2 separate regions of the Homo sapiens genome follow, and region 1 is linked to region 2. The links are chromatin loops, found by intact Hi-C in ENCODE. Cell type or tissue: natural killer cell. All regions are shown on one strand. Each heading gives the region's core, and the rest is flanking DNA. Links, peaks and the distances in the headings are about the cores only. Region 1 has its middle 21 kb from the start of GPATCH8. Region 2 overlaps GPATCH8 (G-patch domain containing 8).

Region 1 (15,518 bases), core at 3,054-11,053, 120 kb after region 2:
GTCAGGTGAGACCTCTGGACCAGGTGACAATTGAGCCAACAGCTCGATGTTATAAACTGGGGCACAGTGCTCCTGAGGTGCAGCCCAGGCCAGGCGAGAGGCAGGGCCACTTGTACAGGCTCCACACTCAGAAGAGCCCTTCGCTTGGTTTCATGCTCTGCCACAGCCATCTTGAAATTCTTAGTAATTTTTGTTTGTTTGTTTTTTGAGACAGAGTCTCACTCTGTTGCTCAGGGTGGAGTACAGTGGTGCGATCTTGGCTCACTGTAACCTCCGCCTCCTGGGTTCAAGCAATTCTCCCACCTCAGCCTTCCAAGTAGCTGGGACTACAGGCACACACTGCCACATCCGGCTAATTTTTGTATTTTTAGTAGAGATGGGGTTTCACCGTGTTGGCCAGTCTGGTATCAAACTCCTAACCTCAAGTTATCTACCCACGTCGGCCTCCCAAAGTATTAGGATTATAGGCGTGAGCCACCGCGCCCAGCCGAAATTCTTACTAATTTTTGATGGAGGGTCCCACAACTTCTTTTTCACTGGGCCCCACATATTACGTTGCCAGTCCTGGTTAGAGACACTGCAAGAAGGGGCTGGGGGAGAATATTTCGAGGTGAAGTGGAAAGGGAGGCAGGGGCCAGCTCACCTAGGAGGGGCTTGAAGTCACTATAAGGAGTTAGAGCTAGCCAGACCCAGCGACTCACACCTATAATCCCAGCACTTTTGGAGGCTGAGGCGGGCAGATCACTTGAGGTTAGGAGTTCAAGACCAGCCTGGCCAACATGGTGAAACTCCATCTCTACTAAAAATACAAAAAAATTAGCTGGGCGTGGTTGCGTGTGCCTGTAATCCCAGCTACTGGGGAGGCTGAGGCAGGAGAATCACTTGAACCCGGGAGGTGGAGGTTGCAGTGAGCCGAGATCGTGCCGCTGTACTCCAGCCTGGACAACAGAGCAAGACTCCATCTCAAAAAAAAAAAAAGAGAGAGAGAGAGAGAGTTAGACCTTTGACAGATTTAGAGAAGAGAAGCAATTTGATCTTATTTACATTTTCAAGAGACTCACCACTGCCTGTGTGTGGAGTATGGATTGTAAGGGTGCAAGAATGGAAGTGGGAGACCAGAGAAGATGCTGTTACAGTAATTTCCATGACAGGTGATGGACGGTGGCAACAGAAATAGAAGGTAAGTTTAAAGTATATTTTGCAGACAACTTGGCAAGAAGATAATGGATTAGATATTGAGGATGAGGAAAAGGGTAGAATTAAGAATGACTTCCAGGTTCCAGGTGTGAGGAACCAGGCTGGATTTGGAGTCATTTACTGAGATTGGTAAGGTTGAGTGGGTGGGGGACAAATTTGGTAGGGTTTCAAGAATTGCATTTTGGCCAGGCATGGTGGCTCACACCTGTAATCCCAGCACTTTGGGAGGCCGGGGCAAGGATCACCTGAGGCCAGGAGTTCAAGACCAGCCTGGGCAAAATGTTGAGACCCTCCTCTCTACAAAAAAATTTAAAAAATTGTCTGGGTATGGTGGCTCATGACTGTAATCTCAGCACTTTGGGAGAGCAAGGCAGGAGAGTTGCTTTTTGTGGAGACTCTGACTCTACATCTAGCTCACTCCTGCCCCGAATTCCTGCGCTCAAGTGATCCTCTTGCCTCAGCCTCTCTAGTAACTGGGACTACAATTGTGTGCCAACATGCTCGGCTAATGTTTTTTTTTTTTGAGACAGGATCTCACTGTCTCAAAAACTGTCTCAAGCAATGTGATCTAGAGCAGGGCTGATTCAGACTAGGCACGTGATAAATATTTGATGAGTAAAAGAAGGAATGTGCTAAAAAACACCCTCTAAGACAGCTTAGCAGCCTGGCTACCTATCACAGGGGGTCCTGCCTGGCCAGTGGTGAATTTTTTTTTCCTTTAAAAGTTAGTTGGATAAGGTGGCATGCACCGTTGGTTTCAGCTACTCAGGAGGCTGAGGTAGGAGAATTGCTTCAGACCAGGAGGTCAAGGCTGCAGTGAACCATGTTCAAGCCATTGCCCTCCAGCCTGGGTAACAGAGTGAGATCCTGTCTCAAAAAAAAAATTAGGCTGGGCGCAGTGGCTCACGCCTGTAATCCCAGCACTTTGGGAGGACGAGGTGGGCAGATCATGAGGTCAGGAGATCGAGACCAGCCTGGCTAACACAGTGAAACCTCATCTCTACTAAAAAATGGAAAAAATTAGTGGGACATGGTGGCACATGCCTGTAGTCCCAGCTACTCGGGAGGCTGAGGCAGGAGAATTGCTTAAACCTGGGAGGCAGAGGTTACAGTGAGCCGAGATCGCGCCACTGCACTCCAGCCTGGGCGACAGAGTGAGACTCCGTCTCAAAAAGAAAATTAGCCAGGCATGGGGGCACACAACTGTGGTCCCAGTTACTAGAGATGCTGAGGCAGGGGCATCACTTAAGCCCAGGAGTTGGAGGCAGCAGCGAGCTGTGATCAAGCCACTGTAATCCAACCTGGGTGACAGGGCATGACCCTGTCTCTAAAAAAAAAAAAAAATGCATTTTGGTAAATCTGAGATGTCTCTGAGTTTAAATGGATATGAAAAAATCAACTGTCTATGTGGTTCTGTGTTTAGAAGAGATTCTCAAAGTGGTAGCAGAATAACATGGGAATGTTTGAAAAATAACACTGATTATTGGGCTCCACTCCAGTCCTGCCAGTCAGAATGCCATCCTCATCCCTCAAACCATGATTCTGATGCCCATGAACATTTGAGGCAGACTGCTTCTAGAATTTCTATGAGGCAGGGTGCAGTGGCTCACGCCTGTAATCCCAGCACTTTGGGAGGCCAAGGTGGGCAGATCATGAGGTCAGAGGTTTGAGACGAGCCTGGTCAACATAGTGAAACCCTGTTTCTACTAAAAGTACAAAAATTAGCCAGGTGTGGTGGCACGCACCTGTAGTCCCAGCTACTCGGGAGGCTGAGGCAGGAGAATTGCTTGAACCCAGGAGGCGGAGGTTGCAGTGAGCCTAGACTACTGCACCATTGCACTCCAGCCTGGGTGACAGAGCAAGACTCCATCTCAAAAAAAAAAAAGAATTTCTATGAGGCCACAAGCATTTCTATGAGCCCACACCTGTAATCCCAGCAGTTTGGGAGGCCAAGGCAGGCAGATCACTTGAGCCCAGGAGTTCAAGACTAGACTGGGCAACATGGTGAAACTCCATCTCTACGAAAAACACAAAAATTGGCTGGGCGCAGTGGCTCACCCCTGTAATTCCAGCACTTTGGGAGGCTGAGGCGGGTGGATCACGAGGTCTAGAGATCCAGACCTGGCCAACATGGTGAAACCCCGTGTCTACTAAAAATAAAAAATTAGCCGGGTGTGGTGGCGCACGCCTGTAGTCCCAGCTACTCAGGAGGCTGAGGCAGGAGAATTGCTTGAAGCTGGGTGGTGGAGGTTGCAGTGAGCTGAGATGGTGCCACTGCACTCCAACCTGGCGACAGAGTGAGACTCCGTCTCAAAAAAAAAAAAAAATTATCTGGGTGTGGTGGTGACATGTGCTTGTAACCCCAGCTACTCAGGAGGCTGAGGTGGGAGGATCACTTGAGCCTGGGAGGTCAAGGCTGCAGTGAGCAAGTGGCGATCCCGCCACTGCACTCCAGTCTGGGCAACAGAGCAAGAGCCTGTCTCAAAAAAAAAAAATGTATTTCTATGAGGCAAGGGGCTGTGGCATCCACCTTCCCTCTGAAGATTCTCCAGGCTGAGAGATGAAGCAATCACCTCAAGAGACTTACTGAATATTTAAGCAGGGATTGGCCCCGGACACTTGGCACCATTCAGACTTTGGAGGAACAGACCTGATTTAGATATGATCTTCAATGTCCATGGGTCTGGTGTAGGGACAGGAAAGAGTCTGTAAGGGGTTCAGTGTGGACTGAGGTCTGACTCTCCTTGACAGGGGAAGACTGATAAGAGGTGATGAAGGTCTGAACTAGATTTTTTACTATTTTATTCTTTTAAAACGATTTTTCTACATATCAGTACAAACAATTTTACCTAAACACATTAAGTGTTATTCTATCTTCCAAACTTTTTAAAGCAGTGTTTTGTTTGTTTGTTTTTGAGACAGGGTCTTCCTCTGTCACCCAGGCTCGAGTGCAGTGGCACGATCATGGCTCACTGCAGCTTCAAACTCCTGGGCTCAAGTGGTCCTCCTACCTCAGCCTCCTGAGTAGCTGGGACTACAGGCACACGACACTATGCTCGGCTAATTTTTTTATTTTTGTTTTTTGTAGAGACAGGGTTTCACCATGTTGCTCAGGCTGGTCTCAAACTCCTGGGCTCAAGCAATCTGCCCACCTTGGCCTTCCAAAATGCTAGGATTACAGGCATTAGCCACCACACCAAACCTAGTCTTCTTCTTTTTTTTTTTTTTTTGAGACGGAGTCTCGCTTTGTCACCAGGCTGGAGTGCAGTGGCATAATCTTGGCTCACTGCAACCTCTGACTCCCATGTTCAAGCGATTCTCCTGCCTCAGCCTCCCAAGTAGCTGGGACTACAGGCGCGTGCCACCATGTCCAGCTAATTCTTGTATTTTCAGTAGAGACGGGGTTTCACCATGTTGGCCAGGATGGTCTCGATCTCTTGACATCGTGATCTGCCCGCCTCAGCCTCCCAAAGTGCTAGGATTACAGAAATGAGCCACTGCGCCTGGCCTAATCTTGTTTTTAAACTTCTTTTTTCCTCTCCTTCTCTCCCAACCAGGTAACCCATGTCCACTACCCAGTTTGTATTCATTCACTTTTTATTGCTCATATAGTCATATATATACACACATATATATGTGTACAGGAAATATAGGGGATTTGTTGTTAGTTTTCAAAAAACAGGATCACATTATTCACACTTTTTGCTTCTTGCTTTTCTTTCTCAACAATACCTCCTAAATATTCCTCCAAGACAATTGTTACAGCTCTACAGCTCCCTTCTTTTTTGTTTTTTGTTTTTGTTTTTGTTTTTGAGACGGAGTCTCGCTCTGTGGCCCAGGCTGGAGTGCAATGGTGCGATCTTGGCTCACTGCAACCTCCACCTCCCGGGTTCAAGCAATTCTCCTGCCTCAGCCTCCGGAGTAGCTGGGACTACAGGCACGCACCATCACACCCAGCTAATTTTTGTATTTTTAGTAGAGACAGGGTTTCACCATATTGGCCAGGCTGGTCTCAAACTCCTGACCTCGTGATCCGCCTGCCTCGGTCTCCCAAAGTGCTGGGATTACAGAAATGAGCCACTGTGCCTGGCCCTCAGTTCCCTTCTTTTTAAAGACTGAATAATATTTCACTGAATGGCTGTTAACCATTTATTCAACCATTCGCTGATGGGCATTTACTGTTTTCAGTGTTTTGCAACTAACTAATCCTACACTGAGCATCCTTAGACTGTACACCTATCCCTATGGATGGCTGGTTTTATTTCCATGGGATAGATTTCTAAGAGTAGGATTGCTCGGTTAGAGAGTAGATATGTGTTTCTTTGTTGTTGTTGTTGTTTGAGACAGAGTCTCTGTCGCCCAGGCTGGAGTGCAGTGGCGCAATCTCAGATCACTGCAACCTCAGCCTTCTGGGTTCAAGTGATTCCCCTGCCTCAGCCTCCCGAGTAGCTGGGATTACAGGCACATGTCCCCATGCCTGGCTAACTTTTTGTATTTTTACTAGAGACGGGGTTTCACTGTGTTAACCAGGATGGTCTGGATCTCCTGACCTCGTGATCTGCTTGCCTCGGCCTCCCAAAGTGCTGGGATTACAGGCCTGAGTCTTTTTTAATAATTGTGTTTCCATGAATCCTCTATCCATGACTTCACCATTTTTCCGTGAAGTGTTTGTCTTTTTCTTGTTAACTTGTAAGATCTTTTTGTATAGTACAGCTGTTAACTCATGGCTTGCCACCTGCATTACAACGTATTTCTAAATCTACTATTTTCCTTTTTAAAAGAAAATTTTCCTAATGCCTGTATTTATGTCCTGTTTTTCCATCCCCAAAATGTTTTAACTTTTATACAGTGAAATATTTATACCCTTTTTTTCCTGTTGTAGCTTCTCGATTTTCAATCTTGGTTAATATTTTCCCACTCTTATACATCATACATGCGGGCTTCTAGATTTTCATTAGATTTTATGCATTTAGTTTTATATTTAAATTTTTGATCCAGCTGGAGTTTATTTTTGCATATGGTATAAGATAAAGCTCTAATTTTATTTTCTTCCATTTGGAAATCCAGCTATGGTAAAATCATTTTTATTCTTTTCCCACTTAACTGAACAAACCCCTGTGTTATATATTAGAATTTCAGCCAGGCCTGGTGGCTCAAGCCTGTAATCCCAGCTCTTTGGGAGGCCAAGGAGGGTGGATCACTTGAGTCCAGGAGTTTGAGATCAGCCTGGGCAACATAGTGAAACCTTGTCTCTACAAAAAATATAAAAATATTAGCCGAGGGTGGTGGTGCAGCACCTGTAGTTCCAGCTACTAGGGAGCCTAAGGTGGGAGGATCACCTGAGGTCGGGGCTGCAGAGAGCAGAGATCACGCCACAATAAGGCAAGTCCATCCTCATTCTCTTTTTTTTTATACCTTAATTGACACTCACTATCATATATTAAAACTTTTTTTTTTTTTTAGCTGAGAATGATTAGGAGAGTGGATTGAAAGGATTTCCCTGGTCCAGAAACTGGAATTCAGTGGGGCGCCACCTTAGCACGGGACCCAAGGGGATACAGGACAGGATGGAAGGGAGGTCATTCATCATATCTTGTTTTAGGTCCTGGGGACCGAAAGAGGTCCAACTTGGAGCAGGTACATTGGTCTAAGCCTAGTTCTGTTCGGTTCCGGCTCGACCCCCAAGTACGTGAACGTGGCCCAGGGCTGCAATGGGAATGCTTGGGCAGTCACCTACTCTCCTGCCAGGGCAATGCAGTTGCCTTTAAGCCTCTACCGCCCCCTGGTGCTGTCTGACCTGGGGTTTCCAGAACCAAGCTCCCTCTCCCAGAAGCCTCCAGTTCGAGGAAGAAGGTCCCTTGGGGCCAATAGGGGTTTAAAGAAGCCGTTGGGGACAGAGGGTCTTAACCTGTACCATCGAATACCTGGTCAGACACCAGAAACTGCTTCAAACTTACTGTACTCAAATCTCTCTTATCTCCACCAACCCTTCTTATTTGCTATGATTTTGAGCTACTGGTGGGAGCTATTCCTGCCTTCCCTGATCACCTACAGAGCTGATCATCTACTGTGGAAGACAATACATCAATTCCTAAGCTATCTGATAAGTGAACAATCCAGGAGAGGTCCCCACGTGCTGCCACTGAGTAGGGGACAATCGGTTCTAGTTCTAGGGGCAGGAAAGCTCAACAGGGGCAGGACAGGGAAGGGCCGATGGAAGAGATGGGCTTGGAGACAGTCCCTGGAGAATGGCTCCAATTTGGATCATCAGGGAAAGGAGAACATACATGAAAAAGAGGGAGTGAGGAGGATGGTAGGACTTCCATTTCCTGTAATGATAGGCTAAGTTATTCAGACCAACCTTCCCATTGAAAACAAATGCAAAAGCTGGATAAAGGCTTTTTAAAAAAAAAATCCTCCTCTCCCTCTCCCTCTCCCTCTCCCCACGGTCTCCCTCTCCCTCTCTTTCCACAGTCTCCCTCTCCCTCTCTTTCCACGGTCTCCCTCTGATGCCGAGCTGAAGCTGGACGGTGCTGCTGCCATCTCGGCTCACTGCAACCTCCCTGCCTGATTCTCCTGCCTCAGCCTGCCCAGTGCCTGCGATTGCAGGCGCGCGACGCCACGCCTGACTGGTTTTCGTATTTTTTTGGTGGAGACGGGGTTTCGCTGTGTTGGCCGGGCTGGTCTCCAGCTCCTAACCGCGAGTGATCCGCCAGCCTCGGCCTCCCGAGGTGCCGGGATTGCAGACGGAGTCTCGTTCACTCAGTGCTCAATGGTGCCCAGGCTGGAGTGCAGTGGCGTGATCTTGGCTCGCTACAACCTCCACCTCCCAGCAGCCTGCCTTGGCCTCCCAAAGTGCCGAGATTGCAGCCTCTGCCTGGCCGCCACCCCGTCTGGGAAGTGAGGAGCGTCTCCGCCTGGCCGCCCATCATCTGGGATGTGAGGAGCCCCTCTGCCTGGCTGCCCAGTCTGGAGAGTGAGGAGCGTCTCTGCCCGGCCGCCATCCCATCTAGGAAGTGAGGAGCGCCTCTTCCCGGCCGCCATCACATCTGGGAAGTGAGGAGCATCTCTGCCCGGCCACCCATGGTCTGAGAAGTGAGGAGACCCTCTGCCTGGCAACCGCCCCGTCTGAGAAGTGAGGAGTCCCTCCACCCGGCAGCCGCCCCGTCTGAGAAGTGAGGAGCCCCTCCGCCCAGCAGCCACCCCGTCTGGGAAGTGAGGAGCGTCTCTGCCCAGCAGCCACCTCGTCCGGGAGGGAGGTGGGGGGATCAGCCCCCCGCCCAGCCAGCCGCCCCGTCCGGGAAGTGAGGGGCGCCTCTGCCCGGCCGCCCCTACTGGGAAGTGAGGAGCCCCTCTGCCCGGCCAGCCGCTCCGTCCGGGAGGGAGGTGGGGGGGTCAGCCCCCCGCCCGGCCAGCCGCCCCGTCCGGGAGGTGAGGGGCGCCTCTGCCCGGCCGCCCCTACTGGGAAGTGAGGAGCCCCTCTGCCCGGCCAGCCGCCCCGTCCGGGAGGGAGGTGGGGGGGTCAGCCCCCTGCCCGGCCAGCCGCCCCGTCCGGGAGGGAGGTGGGGGGGTCAGCCCCCCGCCCGGCCAGCCGCCCCGTCTGGGACATGAGGGGCGCCTCTGCCCGGCCGCCCCTACTGGGAAGTGAGGAGTCCCTCTGCCCGGCCACCACCCCGTCCGGGAGGTGTACCCAACAGCTCATTGAGAACGGGCCATGATGACAATGGCAGTTTTGTGGAATAGAAAGGGGAAAGGTGGGGAAAAGACTGAGAAATCGGGTGGTTGCTGTGTCTGTGTAGAAAGAGGTAGACATGGGAGACTTTTCATTTTGTTCTGTACTAAGAAAAATTCTTCTGCCTTGGGATCCTGTTGATCTGTGACCTTACCCCCAACCCTGTGCTCTCTGAAACATGTGCTGTATCCACTCAGGGTTGAATGGATTAAGGGCGGTGCAAGATGTGCTTTGTTAAACAGATGCTTGAAGGCAGCATGCTCCTTAAGAGTCATCACCACTCCCTAATCTCAAGTACCCAGGGACACAAACACTGTGGAAGGCCGCAGGGTCCTCTGCCTAGGAAAACCAGAGACCTTTGTTCACTTGTTTTTCTGCTGACGTTCCCTCCACTATTGTCCTGTGACCCTGCCAAATCCCCCTCTGCGAGAAACACCCAAGAATGATCAATTAAAAAAAAAAAATCCTTAGCAATATTACAGATATTTGACAAGAGAGATGAATTTCCAGGCCAAAACTTAAAGGAAAGTGGGATCCCAGAGAGGCATTGGAAGACAGAGCAGAAGAAATTACCCAGAATGCAGAAAAGGGACAAAAAGAAGAGTTTGAGACACATGGAGGATACAATGAAAGAATCTAATATCGTTTAATCAGAATTCTAGAAGGAAAAAAAAAAAAAGAAGCCAGGCATGGTGGTGCATGCATACCTTTCATCCCACTATGTGAGTATTGCTTGAGCCAGGATTTTGAACCCAGCCTGGGCAAAACAGCAAGACCCCATTTTATTTTATTTAAAATACTTTTTTTTTAAAGGAAAGAACAAGAGAATGTGGCAAGGTGAAGATTTGAAAAGATAATGGCTGAGAATTTCCCAATTCTGATGGAGCATCAATCCACAAGTTCTGGAAGCGTGAAGAATTCTAAGCAGGATAAATAAAATAGAATCTACATGCAGATACATCACAATGAAATGTCAGAATTCTGAATACAGAAAGAAAAAAAATTTTATTTTGAGAGAAAGTCTCACTCCATCACCCAGGTTGGAGTGCAGTGGCGTGATCTCAGCTCATGATCTCAGCTCACTGCAACCTCTGCCTTCAGGTTCAAGAGATTCTCCTGCCTCAGCATCCCGAGTAGCTGGGATTACAGGTGCCCACCACCACATCCAGCTAATTTTTGTATTTTTAGTAGTCACGGGGTTTCACTGTGTTGGCCAGGCTGGTCTTGACTCCTGACCTCGAGTGATCTACCCACCATGGCCTCCCAAAGTGCTAGGTGGCATGAGCCACTGCGCCTGGCCTGAATATAGAAAGAAAATCTTAAGAGCAGCCTTCTCAACAACAGCAATAATGGAAGCCATAAGCCAGTAGAATGATATCTTGAACATACTGAAAGAAAATAACTTCCAACCTAGAATTCAAGAGTAAATGTTCTTTTCTTTTCTTTCTTTCTTTTTTATTTTGAGATGGAGTCTTTCTCTGTCACCCAAGCTGGAGTGCAATGACATGATCTCAGCTCACCGTAACCTCTGCCTCCCGGGTTCAAGTGGGGCAGCCTACTCCTGCCCCAGCCTCCCAAGTAGCTGGGATTACAGGCACCCACCACCACGCCCAGCTAATTTTTGTAGAGACGGAGTTTCACCATGTTGATCAGTCTGGTCTCGAACTCCTGACCCTCAGGTGATCCACCTGCCTCGGCCTCCCAAAGTGCTGTTATTACAGGTGTGAGCCACCACACCCAGCCAAGACTGAATTTTCAAACAAGTAAAAACTAAAACAGTTTGCTATCAGCCTCACTGAAGTGCCTCATGAAAAAAATTCTAAAGGATGCAATTCAGGCAGAAGGAAAGGGATCCCAGATGGAAGGTCTGAGATGCAAGAAGGGATGAGGATTTGTACACAAATGTTCATGGCAGTATGATTCATAATAGCCAAAAAGTGGAAGCAACTCAATGTCCATCAACAGATGAATGGATAAACAAAATGTGGTATATCCATACAACGGAATATTATACAGCCATAAAGAGGAATGAAGTGTTGATACATGTTATGACATGGATGGACTTTGAAAACATTATATTAAGTGAAAGAATCCAGACACAAAAGGCCACATATTACATGTTCCATTTATGTGAAATGTCCAGAGTAGGCAAATCCACAGAAACAGAAGGTACACTTGTGGTTGCCAGAGAGGGGGGGAGGAGGGAGGAATGGCAAATAATAGGTACAGGATTTCTTTTGAGAGTGATAAAAATGTTACGGAATTAGATAGTGGTAATGGTTGTACAACCTTGTCAATATACTAAAAGCCACTGAATCGTACACTTCAAATGGTGAATATTATTATTATTATTATTATTATTATTATTATTATTTTGAGATGGAGTCTTGCTCTGTTGCCCAGGCTGGAGTACAGTGGTGTGATCTCAGCTCAATGCAAGCTCTGCCTCTGGGTTCAAGCAATTCTACTGCATCAGCCTCCCAAGTAGCTGGTGAGAGGTGACAGCGTGCTGGCCGTCCTCACAGCCCTCGCTTGCTCTCGGCGCCTCCTCTGCCTGGGCTCCCACTTTGGCGGCACTTGAGGAGCCCTTCAGCCCACCGCTGCACTGTGGGAGCCCCTTTCTGGGCTGGCCAAGGCCAGAGCCAGTTCCCTCAGCTTGCAGGGAGGTGTGGAGGGAGAGGCGCGAGCGGGAACCGGGGCTGGGTGCCGTGCTTGCAGGCCAGCTGGATGTCCGGGTGGGCGTGGGCTTGGTGGGCCCTGCACTCGGAGCAGCCGGCCGGCCCTGCCGGCCCTGCCGGCCCGGGGCAATGAGGGGTTTAGCACCCGGGCCAGCGGCTACGGAGGCTGTACTTGGTCCCCAAGCAGTGCCAGCTCACCGGCCCTGGGCTCGATTTCTCACCCGGCCTTAGCTGCCTTCCCGCGGGGCAGGGCTCGGGACCTGCAGCCCACCATGTCTGAGCCTCCCACCCCCTCCATGGGCTCCTGTGCGCCCGAGCCTCCCCGACGAGTGCCACTCCCTGCTCCACCATGCCCAGTCCCATCGACCACCCAAGGGCTGACGAGTGGGAGCGCACGGCGCGGGACTGGCAGGCAGCTCCACCTGCAGCCCCGGTGCAGGATCCACTGGGTGAAGCTAGCTGGGCTCCTGAGTCTGGTGGGGACGTGGAGAATCTTTACGTCTAGCTCAGGGATTGTAAATACACCAATCGGCACTCTGTATCTAGCTCAAGGTTTGTAAGCACACCAATCAGCACCCTGTGTCTAGCTCAGGGTTTGTGAGTGCACCAGTTGACACTCTGTATCTAGCTGCTCTGGTGGGGCCTTGGAGAACCTTTGTGTCATACTCCGTATCTAACTAATCTGATAGGGACGTGGAGAACCTTTGTATCTAGCTCAGGGATTGTAAACGCACCAATCAGTGCCCTGTCAAAACAGACCACTCAGCTCTACCAATCAGCAGGACATGGGTGGGGCCAGATAAGAGAATAAAAGCAGGCTGCCCGAGCCAAGAGTGGCAACCCACTTGGGTCCTGTTCCACACTGTGGAAGCTTTGTTCTTTTGATTTTTGCAATAAATCTTGCTACTGCTCACTCTTTGGGTCCACACTGCTTTTATGAGCTGTAACACTCACTGCAAAGGTCTGCAGCTTCACTCCTGAAGCCAGCGAGACCACGAGCCCACCGGGAGGAACGAACAACCCAGACGCGCTGCCTTAAGAGCTGTAACACTCACCGGGAAGGTCTGCAGCTTCACTCCTGAGCCAGCGAGACCACAAACCCACCAGAAGGAAGAAACTCCTAACACATCCGAACATCAGAAGGAACAAACTCCAGACGTGCCACCTTAAGAGCTGTAACACTCACCGTGAGGGTCCGCGGCTTCATTCTTGAAGTCAGTGAGACCAAGAACCCACCAATTCCAGACACACTGGGATTACAGGTGTCCACCACTATGCCCAGCTAATTTTTTTTTTTTTTTTTTGTATTTTTAGTAGAGACAAGGTTTCACTTTGTTGGCCAGGCTGGTCTCGAACTCCTGATCTCAAGTAATCCTCCCACCTTGGCCTCTCCGTGCTGGGATTACAGGTGTAAGCCACCATGCCCAGCCTAAAATGGTGAATTACATCACAATAAAAAAAATAATTTTAAGGCCGGGCATGGTGGTCACACCTGTAATCCCAGCACTTTGGGAGGCCAAGGCGGGGGGATCATGAGGTCAAGAGATTGAGACCATCCTGGCCAACATGGTGAAACTCCATCTCTACTAAAAATACAAAAATTAGCTGGGCCTGGTGGCGCACACCTGTAGTCCAAGTTACTCGGGAGGCTGAGGCAGGAGAATCACTTGAACCTGGGAGGCAGAGGTTGCAGTGAGCTAAGATTGCGCCACTGCACTCCAGCCTGGTGACAGAGTGAGACTCCGTCTCAAAATAATAATAACCATAATAATAATTTTAAAAAGAAATGAAGAGTACAGATATGTAGATGAATCTAAACAAGTACTGACTACATAAACAGTAGTAATGGTGTCCAGTGAGGTTAAAAAAAGAATGTACAACATAAATGATGTAATGAAGTTAGTGTTCTAGGATCCAAGAGGAAGGTAAGTAAAGGAAGTAAGCGAACTTTAAACCTCACCTATCTGTGACAGTGGAACCTAGGAAAGGCTGAGTTGTCTAAGGAGTGTGGGAGAGAGCCAGGAACCTCAGCACACACCTGAGTCAGCATAAGGAAGTGCAACCAGCAGGGAACAGGACAGGGGCCTCTTCCAGCAGGGCCATTAACAGGCCACCGGTTTTACCACCACCGTGACCCTAGGCCTCTTCCTAAGCTCCCTGAACCTTAGCTTCTGTGGTGGACAGATGTTTCTACCTTCTGGCATTCACCACCATCATGAAATCCCCTCCCTTGATTGTGGGTGGGACCCATGACTTGCTGCTTTTTTTTTTTTTTTTTTGTTAAAAAGAGATGGGGGGTCTCACTATTTTGCCCAGGCTAGTCTTGAACTCCTGAACTCCTGAGTTCAAGCGGTCCTCCTGTCTCCGCCTCCCAAGTAACTGGGATTATAGGCACATGCCGCCACTGTGCCTGGCTCCATGACTTGCTTCTAACCAATAGAATATGGCAAAAGGGATGAGATGTCACTCGATTTCATTACATTTTATAAGACTCCTTGCTGGCCAACTCACTCTAGAGACTCTCCTTGCTGGCTTAGTGAAGCGAGCAGCCAGGTTGGGTGTGATGGTTAGTTTCATGCATCAACCTGGCTAGGCTGTAGGTCCCAATTATTCTATCAAACACTAATCTAGGTGTTGCTGTGATGGTATTTTATAGATGTGGTTAATAGCCACAATCAGTTGACCATAAATAAAGATTATTTTCAACAGGCTGGGTGCAGTGGCTCACACTTGTAATCTCAGCTGGGAGCCGAGGTGGGAGGATGCCTTGAGCGCAGGAGTTCAAGACCAGCCTGGGCAACACGGCAAAACCTCATCTCTGCAAAAAATACAAAAGTTAGCTAAATGTGGTGGTGTGCACCTGTAGTCCCAGCTACTCAGGAGGCTGAGGCAGGAGGATCAATTAAGCCCAGGAGGTCAAGGCTGCAGTGAGCCGTGATCACACCAATGCATTCCAGCCTGGGTAACAGAACGAGACTCTGTCTCAAAAAAAAAAAAAAAAAAAGATTATTCTCGACTACGGGGATGGGCCTCATCCAATCAGTTGAAAGGACTAAAGAACAAAACTAAAGCTTCCCTAAGAAAGGGAAGAGGAAGTTCTGCCACAAGACTCCAGCATCAGCTCCTGCCTGAGAGTTTCCAGTCTGCCAGTCTCCTGTGGATTTCAGACTTGCGGGCCCCTACAGTTGCATAAGCCAGTTCCTTGGAATAAATGTCTTGCTGTGTTTGTATGTTTGCATCCTACTGTTTCTCTGAAGGACCCCGACTGATACCTTGGGAAAGCCCACGTGGAAAGGATTCACTTTCAGTTAACACCCAGCAAGAAGCTGGAACCCTTGGTCCTGTACCCATGAGGAAATGAATTCTGCCAACAACTTGAATGAATTTGGAAGCACATTTTCCAGTCAAAGCTCCAGATGAGACCATGGTCTAGCCAACACCTTGAATGCAGCCTCACAAGTCCTTGGGTGGAGAACCCAGCTAAGCCATGCCTGGACACTTCTCCATTAGTCAAAGAAGGAAAATAATAATAGTCGTCTCACAGGGCCATTCTTGGGCTTAAGTGAGACAATCCAACAGTGTGCTCGGCACAGTGCATGCCACATATCTAGTTCCTGACAGGGTGCAGGACACAGTACCCCAAAACATGGTACCTTGGCGATCACTCTTCTAGGTCCAAGCGATCCTCCCACCTCAGCCTCCAGAGGTCACACTGACCTTCTCTGGCCTTTCTGTGTGAGCACTATCTATAAAATAATTCTCTGACCTATCTCCTCTGAAATTAGGTCATAAGACCCACATGCGACAGATGTTCTGCACCATACCTGGGGAATGGTGGGGGAGGAGGTTGAAGGAAAGTCATATAGAGGCACACGCACACAAAAAGAACCTGAAAAGCTGGGCACGGTGGC
Region 2 (9,292 bases), core at 1-8,000:
CTCCCAACAAAAGGAAGACTGTCCCAACTCATCCTCCAGCCTACTTCTACTTCCGTTTCTACCAACCCAAAAGGCACATTAAAAAAAAAATTGTCAGAGGGGGCTAAGTACTAGGAAGGCAAATGGACTGACTGCCTGGAACAAGGTACCCAGGGAAACCCAGGAATCCCCCCAGACAATCACCAAATCTCACTGCTTCCAGACAATAAAGCTGTTGAATCCCCTCCTTCTCCTCTGTGGGGTCTACCTGTTTCTCTGTGTAAAACAGCAAAAGTACATGAGGGAGACTGTTAAAGATGAGCATCCCTCAGAAGCCCCCAGCTGACTGCTGCCCATTAGCTCAAAAATCCCAATACTGGGGGCACTACATACTGCAAATTACTTAACATTTTGTCCCAGCAAAAAATGTTTTAACATTTTATAGTTCATAACTTCAAAAAATACATAAGTTTGGTAAAATATACATGCTTAGTCAGTTTTGCATCTAGCAGAAAACAAATATTTTATTTTTTGTTTTCATTTTATAACCTTTAGAGTTTCTTAATTCAACTAGGGCAAACATATTTACACAAAGCCACCAGAACGAGGATCACTTAAAGAGCTGGATGTAAAAAATATTATTGCAGTATACTACAAATATGGAACCTTTTTTATATGAGCTACAAAAAGCAGCATTTACGTTTATAGAGTTCAGTGCAATTTTTTACATTAAAAAAATCCTATAAATTAAGAAGGAAACATCAACACAACAGAAGAAAATATACCCTTCACTTTAGACACATGAGCTCCTCTCTGGGCCATACAGCTTTTATTCATGATAGGATCTTCTTTTCTGGGATATGGAGATGCCTCTTCTGGGATGAGGGATACCAAGATAACAGTGCCAAATGTGTGGCTCCGTTGATGTGGGAACTGGATGGAATTGCAGCCTGAGTTATATCAGGTTCCAGGTGAGACGCTTTCCACCTCACCTGGGATAACGTAACGTCACCAAAGATGGTCAAAGATACTACCCCAAAATGGTGGCACTTCCACCACTAGAACAGCTTGGCCTTCCCTGTGGCGCTGAGAAGGCAAGACCAGATGGGCCCACAGCAAGTGCTCTGGTGACAACCCACTGGCCAGAGGGGAGGAAAATGTTTTAAAATTTACAGAAGGGAAGAGCAGAGGAAAAAAGCAGAGGGAGGAGGGGATTATCTAAACTTGACAGTTTGGAGATGTTGCTGCAGAGGGGTGGGTAGCACTTACTGGTGTTCCCTAGCTTAGAAACACAGAAGAGGGAGGGACAAATTGAGAGGAGGACAGGAAAAAGAAATCCCTGATAGTAAACTGAAAGCAAACTTCAAATCTAAACCCACCCCTGCAAGCCAAAACTCAATTCTTTGGCTGTCAGACACTGCCCATCCCAGCTTCTACTTGCTGGTATTAATGGCTCAACACCCCCAAGGGAACATTTATGGGTCTCCTCCCCTGGCCCTACCTAGGATCCCATCCCCCAACTCACGTGCCATGGCTGGGGGGATGTTGCAGGTCCTGACCTGAGAAGATGGGGTGAAGTAGTGGGTGAAGGTGAAGTGCAGTGGCAGCTGCTGCAGCAGGCCGTGGAGCAAGTAGGGTGGGGTAGAGGGCAGCATGTGGGACAGGGTGAAAGGTGAAGGGCCCAGGATGGATGGCTGAGGCGGGAATGATGTGGATGGGATGGCTAGCGAGAAAGGTGGCAGGGTGGCCAGGGATGATTGAGTGAGTGAGGTGGGACAAAGAAATGGGGGTCAGATGGGGCTGGGGAATATGATGCACCTGGGCAAGTGGTTGGGGATGGGGGTGAGGGTGAATGCCGATGGCGGCAGCAGCTGCGGCAGCATGATGTTGTAGGATGGCATGCTGAACAGTTGTGATGGAGGTGGCAGAGGCTGTAGCTGGCTGCTGAATGTGGATGGGTTGCAGGGCTGGTGTGGCTGGGGCCAGGGCAGCTGAGGCTGGAAAGGCCTTTACTTGCTTGGCCAGAAGCTGCTGCTGGATGTGTTGCTGAGCAGCCTGCTGGAGCTTGCTGTACTTCTCCATCTCCTCAGGGGTGAAGGTGATGGGCTGGCTTTCCAGGGGGGCCAGTGAAGCATCCTCAGCCCCATCTGTTGACTCAATACTAGGATCCCCACTGGGAGGTGCATAACTGGGGAAATGCTCAAGGTCTGGTGCTATAGGCAGCAAGCTGGACTCCACAGGGCCTGGCTGACTGCTGCTATCCAGGGACTCCAGGGTGTCCCCATCACTGGGGTCGGGGAGGTAGTTATGGGAGATGGTTGGGTCCCCAGGGTAGCAGTCAGAATGTGCTGGGGTGCCTAGTGGAGCCACAGGGTGATCAGCAGTAGCTTCTCCAGACTTTGACTCTTCTGGGGGTGGGTCTAATAAGGGGCCAGTTGTTTCCTCTGAAGGGAACTGATGCCCAAATAGGGCATCACTACTCCCTGGGGGCCCCTCTTCTGTCTCTGACTGTTCTTGCTCTTCCCCCCTTTCCAAGCCAGACTCTTCACACTTCTTATTGGGCTTTCGGGTAGCTGGGAGCTTCCCTATCAGTGGAAGGACAGGCTTATTGCCAAGAGATGGGGGGAGCTTGGGCCCAAAGTAACCTTGTGGGGGGTCCTTGAGCTTGGGCCCAGCTTTATTAGGGGTGGCCTGCACCTCCTCACTCACACTAGGTTTCCTCTCCACTTTCCTTGACTGGATCTTCTCCAGTAGCAGTTTGGCAGTGACAGAGTTCTTGTCTTCAGGACTGCAGTCACCTTCTGACCCTCTTCCTGTGCCAATGTTGCTGTTCTGGGAAGGTGGACCTGTTGCTTTACTGTCATCTCCTCTGCCATCATCTTTCTTCCCAGGACCTTCTCCCCGGCCTGATCGGAAATAGTGGGGGGACTGGGAGCGGTAGATCTTAGAACGAATGAAGTCCCGACGCCCAGAATGCCTCTCCTCAGGGCTCTCGTGACCCCATGATCTCTTCCTGGAGCCTGATCTCTGGGAAGGGCTCCTGGTGCTGCGGCTGCGGTCCCGGCTATAGCTCCGGCTCCGTTGCCAGCTGTGGGCTGTGGTGCTACGGCTTCTCCGCTTGCTTCGACTACGACTACAACTGCTGCTGCGGCTGCGGCCCCGGGATCTTGAGCGCTCTCTGGTATGACTCCGAGATCGGCTTCGGGACTGGCTGCAACTGAGGCTATAGTCATCATCAGAAGATGAATATTTGTGCCGTTTTGATCGGTGTTTGGAGCTGGCATAGTCTGAGTCATCTGAGTCATGGGAGCGCTTGGAGTGCCTTCGTGATCTGTCACTGTAGTCACTGTAGCTGTCATCAGAGTAACTGCGCTGTCTACTATAGCAGCTCTGGTCTGAAGAGGCATCTGAGCTACTTGAGTAAGAACGCCGGGAGGAACGATGCGAGGAATGGCGCCGGCCAGACCTTGAGCGGCTGCGGGAATGCTCACTGCCTGAATCTTCCTCTTCTTCTTCCTCACTGTACTGGGATGGAGACTTCTGGTGCAGCCGGTGTGAGGAAGCATCATCACTATCCTCATCTCCACTACTGGGTTGGCTCCGATGGCTAGACCGGCTGCTCCGTTTGGTGCCTGCTCTTCGCTGGCAGGATGAAGGTGGAAGTTCACCTTTGTGTTTCCTCCCACCATGGTCTTGGGAGCTGCTACCACCCCCACCTTCATCCTTTTTGCCACTGCTCCCCTCTTCAGCTGGGAGGGATCTCCGCTGGGAGTCATCTTGAGCTCTCCGCCTTCTTCTTGGTGGTGCGGGACTGCCACTCCCAGGGGGTTCTGGTTTGGGTCCTCGTTCAGAATCTGCTGGGGCTGATGACTTATTCTTCTTTCGTTTTCGTTTCTTGCGCTTCTTAGATTTCTCCCCTGACTCTGCCTTAGAGCTTTTCTCTTCTGTGTCAGCCTTGTGTTTACGTTTGTGTTTGCTGGATTTTTTGTGCTTCTTTTTCTTTTTGTGCCGGTGGGACTTCCCAGATCGTTCTTTCTTGCTGGGAAGGCTTCTCCCTGTGTCTTCTGTCTCAGACCCATGGCTACCCCCAGGCTCCTGCTTGTTCAGGCCGCTACAGGCAGACCCTGAAGCAGGTGCGTCCATTCTGCCTCCTGAGGAACGTACTATTTTCTCTCCGCCCACTTCCTTGCTTTTATTTGGCTCACCAGGATCTAGGCCTTGGAGATGGTCCTTTGAGGAGCTTCCTATATCCTTTGGTTTTTCTGTTCCTTTAGTTCTGGCATCTTTGTTCCTTGAAAGTTTAAAGTCAAAATATAAAGGGTTACAACTGTATGAAATGGAGGGTTCTGCCTTGGTGAAAATTAATAGTTCTGATGGCCACTGGAGGGCAGTGCTTTCATCTTTGCTCAAAACTGGGAAGAAGGGACCAGTAGGATGTTTGGGTCCTTCTTGGCTTTCTTTCCCTGCTGGGGTGGCCAGAGAGGTTTCTTTAGAAGAGTTGGACTCACACATTTGGGTCTCTGAAACCTTCTGACTATGACTTTCTAAACTCTGATCACTTACATCCCCTCCTAAGGCCTTCTTTGCCTCAGCTTTGCTTCCTGGTTCTGAGGGCTCGGTCATGCTGGTTTCCTTCGGCTGCTCAGAGACTTCACTAACTGTCTTTTCTGCTCCTTGGCTTGCTGCCGCCTTGATGCAGCTTTTAGGCTTGGGAGAACTGCCTTTTTTACTCTCTGGGGCATTCTTTGGGTGTGTAGTATTATCACCATCCATTTGTTCACTGGCTCTCATAAAAAGTAGAAAGGGAAAATTAGGTTTTACTTTGCAGTGTGCTGGGGGGATGTAGTGGTAATACTCAGGCTCTGTAGCCCCAGCTCCTTCTTCTCGTTTCATCCTTTTTAATTTGGATAATGTTGAGGCAAGGGACCCTCCATCCTGAGGGTCTTCATCCTCTTTTTTACCATCAAGATTACTGCTCCCATCAGAGTCTCCTACCTTCTGCAGTCCTTGGTCAGAACTCTTCTCATCGGGTTTTGTTCCATCTTCAGAGGTCCCTTCCTCCGCATGGTCCTTGAAAACTGATGCTATTGATTCGAGTTTGACAGGAGCCTTTTTGGCAAAAGAAAATGACACTCCCAATTTTTGCAATGGGGTCCCCAGATTATTCTTAATGCCAAAGCTGATGCCTTGGGAGGCTAACCCAGGAGCCTGGGCCAGTCCAGTGGTATTAGTGATTTGTACTGCAGTGAAAGGGCCTCCTTTATCTGTGGAGAATTCAGATCCCAGGCCACAAGAAGCAGTGGCACCTGTGCCACTATTTGTAGCTGATTCATCTTTATCATCTTCTCCACCTTCTTCATCTACAGCCACTGTGGTTGGTTTGAACATGGGACCACTTCCAGGTGCACTACATGATGATTTAGAAAAATAAAAAACAAAAAGCAGGTTTAGGAGTACATTTCATAAACCTTATAAAATACTAATCTCTTATATCCTATCATTCATTATAGGTAGGTCTCAAAGACAGTGAGTGGTGGTCATATTCCCTAGCCCTATACTAACAAATGCGACTTTCTAAGAGGAGGTTAGGCAAAGACTCATTCTGTTAACCTACCAAATTCCCAGGGCCAGCCAGTTATTACATAGCTTTTCCTTAAGCTGTCTAAAGTACAAAAAGCTGGGTGTGGTGGCTCATGCCTGTAATCCCAGCACTTTGAGAGGCCAAGGTGGACAGACTGCTTGAGGTCAGAAGTTCGTAAACAGCCTGGCCAACACGGTGAAACCCTGTCTCTACTAAAAATACAAAAATTAGCCAGGCATGGTGGCACACACCTGTAATCCCAGCTACTTGGGAGGCTGAGGCAGAAGAATCGCTCTAACCTGGGAGATGGAGGTTGCAGTGAGCCAAGATCACGCCACTGCACTCCAGTCTGGGTGACAGAGCGAGACTCCCTCTCAAAAAAATTAAAAAAAAAAATAAAAAATAAAGTACAGGCCGGGCGCAGTGGCTCACGCCTGTAATCCCAGCACTTTGGGAGGTGGAGGCGAGCAGATCATGAGATCAGGAGTTCAAGACCAGCCTGACCAACATGGTGAAACCCCGCCTCTGCTAAAAATACAAAAATTAGCTGGCTGTGGTGGCGGGCGTCTGTAATCCCAGCTACTCAGGAGGCTGAGGCAGAAGAATAACTTGAACCTGGGAGAGGCAGAGGTTGCAGTGAGCTGAGATCGCAGCACCACTGCACTCCAGCCTGGGTGACAGAGCAAGACTCTGTCTCAAAAAAAAAAAAAAAAAAAAAAAAGTAAGACTTATGTCACGACTGAAATAGCCCATCATTACTATGTTTCTGATCTCATTTCTTATTTTATAATTTTGTCCATCAGTATGTTATCTAATGTATGGCTGTACATGTATTCACATAGGTTTTATTTCATTCAATTAAAGAAAAACTCTTGCTGGGTCAGGGTGGCTCACATGTGTAATCTCAGTGATTCAGAAGGCTGAGGAGGGAGGATTGCTCGAGGCCAGGAGATCAAGACCAGTCTGGGCAACATAGTGAGACCCCACCTCTAAAAAAAATAAAAATAAAAATTTCCCCATGCTTTCAAATTTCATTTTTTAAAAATTTGCATATTCTGAGTTAAACATAGAAACTTCCACTGTGCTACTTATGGCAGTCTGTGGTCAGCATGTCTGCCACAGAAACTAAAAAGTCCATGCCTATCTCCTGGGTACCGTAACAAGCATTTGCTTTGGTTTTGTGGCAGTTTCTGGGCATTCAGTACTACAGTCATAATGTTACCTGAGCACTTTCATCTTTGACAAAAGGAACATCAAGGAGCCTCAATAGTTTTAAACTGATGATCTTGCCTGAAAGTTTTATTTTTCTGAGGTGGGGTCTAACTGCATTGCCCAGGCTGGAGTGAAGTGGCATGATCATAGCTCATTGCAGTCTCAAACTCCTGGCTCAATCCTCCCACCTCAGCCTCCTAAGTAGCTATGACTACAGGTGCACCTCACCATGCTGGCTAATTTTATTTATTTATTTGAGACAGTGTCACCCTATTGCCCAGGCTGGAGTACAGTGGTGCGATCTCGGCTCACTGCAACCTCTACCTCCCGGGTTCAAGTGATTCTCCTCCCTCAGCCTCCCAAGTAGCTGGGACTACAGGCATGTACCACCATGCCCAGCTAATTTTTGTATTTTTAGTAGAGATGGGCTTCACCATGTTGGCCAGGATGGTCTTGATCTCTTGGCCTCGTGATCCACCTGCCTCGGCCTCCCAAAGTGCTGGGATTACAGGCTTGAGCCACCATGCTCGGCCCATGCTGGCTAATTAAAAAAAAATTTTGCAGAGACAGAGTCTTGCTATGTTGACCAGTTTGGTCTTGAACACCTGGCCTCAAGTGATCCTCCTGCCTCTGTGTCACAAAGTGCTGGGATTACAGATGTGAGCCACTGCGCATCTGGCTTGCAATTTTTATAGTTTGTACACTATACAGCGTACACTATACCCTTAAATTCCAAATCAAGAACTAAACAGAATCAGAGACCTATTTATATGATGTCCTTGTTATCCAAACCCTAGCTAACAGCTTTCCTCAACTCAGGGATAAGTATATTCAGACAATATGTAATCTCTCTTTTTTTTTTTTTTCTCCCAAGCTGGAGTTTTGCTCTTGTTGCCCCGGCTGGAGTGCAATGGTACAATCTTGGCTCACTGCAACCTCTGCCTCCTGGGTTCAGGCAATTCTCCTGCCTCAGCCTCCTTAGTAGCTGGGATTACAGGCGTACGCCACCATGCCCGGCTAATTTTTGTATTTTTAGTAGAGACAGAGTTTCACCATGTTGGTCAGGCTGGTCTCAAGCTCCTGACCTAAGGTGATCCACCTACCCCGGCCTCCCAAAGTGCTGGGATTACAGGCGTGAGCCACCGTGCCCGGCCAATGTGTAATCTCTTGCTATCTAAACTATTGCTACTGGAAAATGAGAACTCAACAGATTTGGAGAGCAAGAAATACTTACACTGTGTTATGAAACCTACTCCACAGCAAACAAATAAAAAACAACGCCCCGCAAACTGAATAAAAAGGGGATTCTTTTTTTTGAGACAGGGTCTTGCTCTATCACCCAGGCTGGAGTGCAGTGCTGTGATCACAGCTCACTGCAGCCTTGATCTCCCAGGCTCAAGTGATTCTTCTACCTCAGGCTCCTGAGTAGCTGGGACTACAGGCATGTGCCACCATGCCCGGCTAATTTTTAAGATTTTTTTTTTTTAGAGACAGGGTCTTCCTATGTTGCCCTGGCTGGTCTTGAGCTCCTGGGTTCAAGTGATCCTCTTACTTTGGCCTCCCAAGGTGCTGGGATTACAGGTGCGAGTCACTATGCCCAGCATATGCTTTTTAATATAAATGTTAGAAAATGGGAATCATTGTAATAGTGTCATAATTTATTGATTTATTGAGAATCTTTGATGTGCTAGGCATCCCTTCAAGCATTTCTGAGGTAATAATCACTCCTCACAACAACTGTAAGTTGTTCTTATCTCTATCTTACAGATAAGGAAACTGAGGCATAGAGAGTTTAGATATAATTTCATTAAGTCACATAAATAGTAAGAAAAATATGGCCTCAAAAATACACAAACTTAATCAGTATATTATACTATAATTATATAGATATGCTTTTAGTTTGAAAGAAGGATCTATTAAACATTTTAAGGAACTGGAGGACTAATTATTATGTTAAGTAAAGTAACCCAGGAACAGAAAATCAAACACTGCAGGTTGCCACTCATATGTGGAAGCTTAAAAAAAAAAGTTGATCTCATAGAAGTAAAAAGTAGAACAGAGGATACTAGAAGCTGGGAAGGGCGGAAGGAGAGATTTGTTACAAAATTACAGCTAACTAGGAAGAGTAAGTTCCAGTGTTCTGTACCACTGTAGGATAACTAGAGTTAACAATACTATATAGTTTCAAATAGTTAGAAAGAGGATACCGAATGTTCCTGCACAAAGAAATAATAAATGTTTGAGATGATGGATATGGTAATTACCCTGATCTGATCGCTATATATTATATGTATTGAAACATTACTAGGTAACCTATGAATATGTACAGTTGTTATCTGTCAATTAATAAAAACTGAAGGTTTATAATTCTTTTTTTTTTTTTTTTGAGACGGAGTTTCACTCTTGTTGCCCAGGATGGAGTGTAATGGCGCAATCTTGGCTCACCACAACCTCCGCCTCCCAGGTTCAAGCGATTCTCCTGCCTCAGCCTCCCTAGTAGCTGGGATTATAGGCATGTGC

The links. Peaks named below come from ENCODE experiments on the same cell type or tissue, not always from the same donor. Only the 100,000 strongest peaks of a DNase experiment are listed, where the experiment ranks them.
Region 1: it touches region 2 in a loop (15-fold over the local background); 35 of 110 quality-filtered maps call a loop at or near these places.

Annotation. Positions count from the first base shown.
Region 1 is chr17:44,516,362-44,531,879 of GRCh38, forward strand. No RefSeq gene overlaps it. Among named protein-coding and RNA genes, the nearest start is that of GPATCH8, 21 kb to the left of the region's middle. RefSeq lists a silencer at 7,073-7,132. In natural killer cell, for the core only: a CTCF peak has its summit at 6,951 (motif pointing left); a DNase peak (open chromatin) is centred at 6,990.
Region 2 is chr17:44,396,068-44,405,359 of GRCh38, forward strand. It overlaps GPATCH8 (G-patch domain containing 8), which reads right to left. Exons shown (of 8, transcript NM_001002909.4): 8 at 1-5,386. The coding sequence ends at 1,501. Among named protein-coding and RNA genes, the nearest start is that of ITGA2B, 11 kb to the left of the region's middle. RefSeq lists an enhancer at 1,413-1,913 and a silencer at 4,125-4,588. In natural killer cell, for the core only: a CTCF peak has its summit at 4,342 (motif pointing right); no DNase peak of the experiment used is centred there; H3K27ac peaks cover 351 bases.